Linked DNA regions of Homo sapiens: all the other regions are linked to region 3. A link is a loop called in an ENCODE intact Hi-C map of the cell type or tissue named here. Cell type or tissue: heart right ventricle. All regions are shown on one strand.

The links. Peaks named below come from ENCODE experiments on the same cell type or tissue, not always from the same donor. Only the 100,000 strongest peaks of a DNase experiment are listed, where the experiment ranks them.
Region 1: it touches region 3 in a loop (2.5-fold over the local background); 26 of 110 quality-filtered maps call a loop at or near these places.
Region 2: a loop joins it to region 3, with 2.5 times the contacts of the local background. A loop is called at or near these places in 28 of 110 quality-filtered maps.

What each region holds. Positions count from the first base shown.
Region 1 is chr16:82,698,976-82,701,475 of GRCh38, reverse strand. The region is part of intron 1 of CDH13 (cadherin 13); the gene reads right to left. Among named protein-coding and RNA genes, the nearest start is that of MIR8058, 11 kb to the right of the region's middle. RefSeq lists an enhancer at 1,205-2,404. In heart right ventricle, no CTCF peak of the experiment used is centred here; a DNase peak (open chromatin) is centred at 1,515; H3K27ac peaks cover 2,500 bases.
Region 2 is chr16:82,706,375-82,708,874 of GRCh38, reverse strand. The region is part of intron 1 of CDH13 (cadherin 13); the gene reads right to left. Among named protein-coding and RNA genes, the nearest start is that of MIR8058, 19 kb to the right of the region's middle. In heart right ventricle, no CTCF peak of the experiment used is centred here; no DNase peak of the experiment used is centred here.
Region 3 is chr16:82,638,435-82,640,934 of GRCh38, reverse strand. The region is part of intron 1 of CDH13 (cadherin 13); the gene reads right to left. Among named protein-coding and RNA genes, the nearest start is that of CDH13, 13 kb to the right of the region's middle. In heart right ventricle, a CTCF peak has its summit at 1,019 (motif pointing right); a DNase peak (open chromatin) is centred at 1,049; H3K27ac peaks cover 1,863 bases.

The DNA.
Region 1 (2,500 bases), 61 kb before region 3:
GAAAGCTAGTCTGGAGTAGGTTTCTATCACTTGCAATCAGAAGACAGAATGACAATGCATGTCAAACACCCAGAGAAGAAGGAGCACACAGAAATGTTAAAAGTCTTAGTAATCAGGATGGAAGTCAAAGTTGTAGAAAAATTATAAGTTGGATGGAAAAAGAGATCATGGCAAAAGGACCCCGTGGTCCATCTAAGAAAAATAGGACCTTGAACTAGGGCCATGCCCAAGGTTGAAAGGAGATGTGGATTTGAGAAATATTTCAGAGGTAGCATCAACAGGATTTAACAGCTAATATTAGTAGAAGGTGAGGAAGAGAAAGAAATAAAAAATTACTCAGAAGTTTCTAACTTTGGACATTGAGGGGATGGTAATGTCATTAGCTGCAATGAGAGAAAAAAACAGGAAGAGGAACTGACTCATGGAGGAGATAAGAAGTTTGCTTTTGAGCACATGCAACTGGGGCTATCCACAGGACAGCAGTTTGGAGATGCCCGGGGCGGGGGGGGGGGGGGGGGGGCGGGTTCCAGCACTTACAATGGTGCACGTAATGCACTGTAAAGAGAAGCAAATTACATGGCCTTTTCTTTGTAGATTTAGAGATCAGATTAGTGTTCTGAATAGTAATCATTTGGGATAGCGGCTATATAGAAAACACAACTTGATGTATTGGGAAGTCATACCAGAAAACAATTAAAATGCATCCTGTCAGGAACATAATCACTGAAATCCTTTGTGAGGGCAAAGAGGAGGGTGAGACTCAAAACAGGATGAGAAGCTGTGATCTTCTCACAGTTGCTTTCTCTGACTGTTTTTGAAATTCTAGGACAGGACTGAAAACCTGAGATTCTTAGAAATGATTAAGTTTAACCCAAATCCAGACTTCTTAATCCCTGGGGATGGACATTTACACATAGAAAGACACACAGACACACACACACACACACACACACACTTACTAGCCCTAATTCTTGTATCTTCCTTAATAATAAAGTTTGACTTTATTATTTGAAAATACAAGCTAATGTCCACTTATGTACATTATACACATACACGGTAACTCTTCACTGGTGGGGATACTTTCAAAAATCTCCTCTGCATAGAACGTTGGTCACGTTTTACGCATGGTACTGATTCTCATCGTCTGTTCTTTAAAGTGTTCTCTCATGGGATGCCCTGTGAACAAAAGGGTTCCCAGGTCAAGTAGATTTGGAAACTGCTGCACATTCTAAACCCTTCTTGGAAATTCAGTATGCACATTCACAGATTAAAGCCTCTGAGAAGTCCCGCAGGAAAAATTCATTTAAATTTCTTTAACCTAAATGATCCCCAATATGTTCAGCCATATTTGTCTTTGATGCTATAACCCTTCTCAGCATCCTGATGAACTAATATCCATAAAATATACTTTGTGTCACCCTAGTAAAGACCAAACTTCTGTAACAGGCGAACTTCTAGAGTAAGCCAATCTTAGCCAAGTTGGGATAAATCAACAAAGCTCTCTGGCAACTTGCAGGCAAATGCCCAGCCAACTAATTGGATGACTCATTTTATTTTCCTTTTTCGGAAAACTGTTGAAACATTGCATCAGTGTCACCCATGTGGACCTTCATAAGCTGTATTATTTATTGTTTGTAAAAACTAGATGGGACATTCCTCTCTCAACAGCTAAATGACATTTGGCATAGACAAAAGAGATTATCTTAATATCCTGTTACGTTTGTTCTGTGGCACTGTTTGGATTGTGGGTGGGAGAAGGTAAAACAGTAAAAGCTATGTTTGTGGATTAAGTGTAAGGATGCAAAATGTGTGTACTGATTACATTTTGGTTCAGCAGAAATGTCATAATCACCATGAAGACTTGTTTTATGCACATTCTCTTAAATACCATTTCTAAAAGGTTCTTAGTGGAGAGGAAATCTTGCTGGAAGGCAGAGTTATGACACGCATTAAGGGTGGCCATGTTAATGAAGTGGAGCAAGGGAAATGGGACCTGGGAATCGGCTGCCTCACCTTCTTTGCCCTTGAAATCAGCCTCCTCTCAGTCTGGGCTGGGTTGAAATTAACATAATGAGATGGCTTCTCTCCACTTGCAGAGTGTATGTTCTCAGGAGGATGGAGCTGAATGCACTCCCTACTACCGGTGGTCCTCCTGGAAGCTTAGTTCTCAGAGGCAGAGGACACAAGCAGCTGTCCTTGGCAGGGCAACCTCAGGTAATCATCAGTGACCCTCCCTGGCCCTACTACAGCCTGAATCCCAGTTTCATCACATAAGTTCCCATCTCTCCCCATATGAAAGGGGAGCTATTAGAAATATCCACCTTCAACAATCAGGCTTCTATGAAGATCAATTAAATGACAAGTATCAAAATGTCTTTTGCCAACAGAATATTGTATATTATTATTAGTATGAAGATGTTTTTTCTTCTTAAACTAGGGATGAACAAACTACGGCTCACGGGCCAAATGTGGCATGCAGTCTATTTTTATACAGCCTGGA
Region 2 (2,500 bases), 68 kb before region 3:
CTGATGCTGGTCAGCTCCACAGAGTACTTTCTCACATAGTACTCTGATATTCACACTGTGCAAGTTGTGTTTGGGTCAGTCTGGGGAGGGGTGTCTCAGAAAACTGACAGCTTCTCCATTTGCCCAGCGTCATCTGATTGGATAAGCGCAGACAGCTGACTCGGAGTCCCCTCTTTTTAGAGTGGTCATGGTGTTTTAGACCCTGACTATCTTGAGCTGGGCGAATCAGATCTTCCCTTTAGATAAATTAGAATCAAGAGACAAGTAAGAAGATACCAGTTGGCTTTGGAAAACCCAAGGTCAAGAAAGTAGAGGATACTATCTGGGGCCAGATCCAAGATAGGACATCAGAGGAAGCTGGTGGAGAGACAGAGACAGTGGAGTCTTCACACAGAAAAAGAGAAAGTGTGAGAGATGGAGAGTGAGAGCTAGAGAAGCACGAAGGAGAGCTCTCATCTGAACTCCATAGGCTCCTGCACTCTGATGCCTGGTTGTTCAGTGTTTCTTGCATCCCCTTATGCCCTATTTGCACTTTTATAGTAACTCCCTGTGGGTCCACTAAAACCCATTCTCTCCTCCTTCTCTCCCACAGCAGAAGAATGCAAGCCATGCCACAAAGCCAGCCAGCTAGATTTCGCAGCGTCACTCACAGCTGTATGTGGCATATGACCACATTTGAGCAAATGGGATGCGAACAGTGTGATGTAAGCAACATTGGAGTCATCTCTAATGTAAAAGACAGATGTTTGCCTCCATGCGTGCACTGAAAAGCAGACATACACATGAGCCACCTTCAACCATGCAGACAAGGACCATGCCCAAGGTGACGTCTGAGCAACAGCTGGAAGGAAAAAGATGGAATGATTACACAGGGCAAAGCCAGCCTGCCAGTCGGTGCCTCTCACCAAGGGACCAAAACATGACATAAAGGCTCATCTTATCAAGCCATTGGATTTGGGAGTCTCTTTGTTATGGAAGCTTGGTCTTTCCCTAACCGACACATATGCTCCTTTCTTTGGGTAAATTTTACTGTGTTCCTCTTCTCTGAAACCAAAAGAACCTTGAATACCACACAGATGGTAGTCCAAGAGGCTGCTTTGTGCTGAGATACACGTCTTCACCTACAAATATTTAGTGAGTGCCTACTTTGTGCAAATTACATGAAAACAGAGACATCAAGCTTAAAGAGGGCAACGGGTGTTACCAAAACCATGTTGGAGCTAATTCTGCAAAATCAGACAGGCAATCTGTCATCAGAATCCACACACCCTCTGCACCCCTGAGTGCTATGGTCACTCTGTCATGTATCACAGACCCTGGCTTCTAGGAAGACTTCTTTCCATTTCTTTAAAATAAGGAAAAATATTTTGCCTGTGAATAAGCCCAGTGCAAAGGCCCTGCACCCTATCATCTCTCCGTGCCTTGAGGATACTTCTTACTCCTTCTGTATGTGCTGGTGGCACCATTATACCCCTGCTCATTCTCATTGGCCAGTGCCTGTATTGCACCTGTTGTTAAATATGTGTAAGATCATGTCTACCCCTATCTCTTCCCTACAAATGTTTACAACTCCCTTCTCTTTGAAATCTCCATAACAAAATGAGTCAGCTGGCTTTGTATACATAGCCTCATTAGCAATGGCTTTTGTTCAGTTAATGGAGAAAAGAATCAAGCATGGAATTGGTGTTAATTAGTTAAGCTTGATACAACTAAATCAACTACTTGACGAAATTATCACATTTCCAACTTTACGCTTTAGGAAGCAAAACAACCTGCCTGTGACTAAAGCTATTTTCCCGCCAAACAGGGGATGGTCCACGCCTTGTCCTCCAATCTGAGGCTTCTGTGACAGCCCCTGATTTAACTATCCTTTTCCTTTCCTTAAAAGAGGACTCCCTAAATGTAGAACTGAAGGCAGAATAATTTTATAACTCTAGAAGAGAGGGCTAAACTAGAATATTCGTAAAAACATTGGTTTGGAAAATGTGGCAGGCACATATACCTAATTCACTGAGAACATTCTCACATTAAAAATGACCTCTATACTTCTTTTTTATTTTATTTTTTTTTTGAGACAGAGTCTCGCTCTGTCACCCAGGCTGGAGTACAGCGGCATGATCTCAGCTCACCGCAACCTCCGTCTCCTGGGTTCAACCAATTCTCCTTTCTTAGCCTTCCAAGTAGCTGGGATTACAGGCACCCACCACCACACCTGGCTAATGTTTTTTTTTTTTTTAGTTTTAGTAGAGACGGGGTTTCACCATGTTGGCCAGGCTGGTCTCCAACTCCTGACCCTCAGGTGATCCACCCACCTCCGCTGACCTCTGCATTTCTGAACATTACAGAGAACTGTAAACTCCTACCAGCACTTTGCAGAAAAAACTCCTTGTTTTTTCTCCAGGCCAACCACCTAGCAGCTCCACGGCCTTCTACTCTGCCCTGGCATGAAACGGCTGCTGAGTCTGTCTCATCCCTTATCCTTATATGCAGATAATTCTCC
Region 3 (2,500 bases):
CAATCCAAGAGCGTGTTTAACCCCAAGATACTTTTGGGTAGCAAAAGTGCCTTAAAAATTGTAGTCCAGATAAATATTACAAAGCTAAATTATTCCTATGTTAGATCTACTCTGAGAATTATGTTCCATAGTTGACTATTAGCATCTTTACCTTGATAAAAGTTAATGCAAATAATCTAGTGATATGTGACCCTAAAGAAGTACCATGATTTTCATGGCAACTGAGGCCAAAGAGAATGCCTGGTTCCCCTCGCTGGCCTCTGCCCTATCCCTGTCTTAAACAAGTTTGACCAACTGGTAAGGCAGCTACTGGTTTAGATTAGTGGTTGGCAAATGGCAGCCTGAAGGACCAATCTAGCTCTGCTTGTGTTTGTAAATAACATTTTATTACCCTGCCCATTCATTTACATATCGGCTGTGGCTGCTTTAATGCTACACGGATAGAATTGAACAGTTTCAAGAGAAACCAGCTATTTACTAGATGGCTCATTACAGAAAAAGGATACCTACCCCTGGTTTAAATCATTAGTTGCCATATTCGTAAATTCCCAACAGTAAAATTTCAACACAAACAAAAAGTAGAGAGTTGACAAAAGTTGACCAACAACACTTTATCAGTGAAGACAAAAATGCCATGTATGTATTACTAACTTCCTTTCACAAACGGTAGCACATTTCATCTCTATGCTATAGAAAGGCCATTCCATCAGAACAAAGAATCCTCTGTCCCAAGAGGGTGTGGTGGACAAGCTCAGAACAACACTGTCTATCACTCTACCCCATTTGAACGTTTTTCTATAGCACTATCACTACGCAAAACTACCATATTTATTTATTTTTCTTGTTTCCTGTCTTTCTCTGCTATCAGAACACAAACTCCACGGGGGCAGGCAATCTTGTCTTTCTTAATCACTGCTGCCTCCCTCAATGCTGAGAATTGTGCTTGAGATATTGTCTTCCCCCAGTAAATATTTGTTAAGTGAATGAGTTAACCAAATAGGGAATGCACAGATAGGCACGGCCACCAGGTGGCGGGACGGTGCACACAGTGGTGAGGACCCTGTCAAGGGAGAGAGTGTCTGTCCACCAGAACAGGATTGGAGGGCAAAGGCCATGCTCTCGCTGCTCTGTGGCTAGTACGGAAAATGGAGCTGGGTACATAATAAGCACTCAACACATGTTTGCTCAATCAATGGCAACCCTCACTAAAGCACTTAAATTAACAGGAAAAAACACTAGTCTGGTAAGACAAAAATAAACTTCAAGTTACATTCAATCCAATTGCCACACAATATAGATCCAGGTGTCTCTATATAGCTACAGACTGTATATTTCTTGTTTTCTTTTTGTTTGGGGAAAGAATTACAAAGAGTAGCTTGCAGGAAGCACTGACTTAGGCAACAGGGTTTCTTAGCATCCCTAGGGAAGAATTCCATCCAGCCACACGACACAGCAGCAGGCAAATTTACCTGCATGGTTGAAGCTGCAGGTGGGTCACGCCCAGGCATCTGTGGGCCATTCTCACTGGGATGTTCTTGCTGGGGGAACCATGCAGTGCAGGTGGGTTGTTTGGCCCTGGTCAAAAGCAAGGACATGGAGACAAAGAACACAAATGACCCCGGGCTGACCCTGTTCTGAAGGTTGCAATCAGTAGCCCAGACAGGAAGTCCAGGGCCCAGACCCACTTTGAGAGACTAGGAACTCAAAAAAGTAGTCATCCCAGGCAGCTATCTTGACTTTAAGGGAGGTAGAGAACAAAATAGACAAAGGAAAGAATTTTTATATAATGAGGGGAGTGGGAAAGGCAACTTTTATATACTAGTGCAACATAGAGGAAAATAAATATGCACAGGAATAAAGACGCATGGGTCCAAACCCTGGTCCCAGTTCTCAGTGACTGTGTGGCCTTGAGCAAATGACTCCACCACTCAAAACTTCTTCTCATCGTATATAAAATTGGGAATAAGAGTCGCCTCTAAGGGTTGCAGGAAGGATTCCAGATAACATGGGTAACTAGTGCATAGCAACTACAGTGAATTGTGGTTACATGGAGGTACTTTAAACAAGTACTCATGGCACTGGTGCGTGCATGCACACAAACGCACACACGCACACACTGCCCTAATAAAGCCTCCCAGGAACAGATGATGGGCAGACACATTAAGAAGATGAGATCCCACCAGATCAAATGATTTTATGAGGCATGAATCCCGAGGGGAACAATCTTGGGGGACCTACTAATATGGGAATTGGCAAATCCTCCCTGGGGAGCAAACTTTATTTTTTTTAATGTCCACGCATTATGACATGCACAGTCATTTCCCCCCTTAAGTGAGTCACATCCTGAAAGCCAAGACCCCATGACACCTTCAGACCATAAAATTCCTTGGAGCATAGGGTGAAAAGTAATACAACCAACATTTCTTAAGCATAGGATGACATCATTAACATACACTTATTTAATTCTCACAAAAATCCTGCAGGGCAAGCATAGATATTC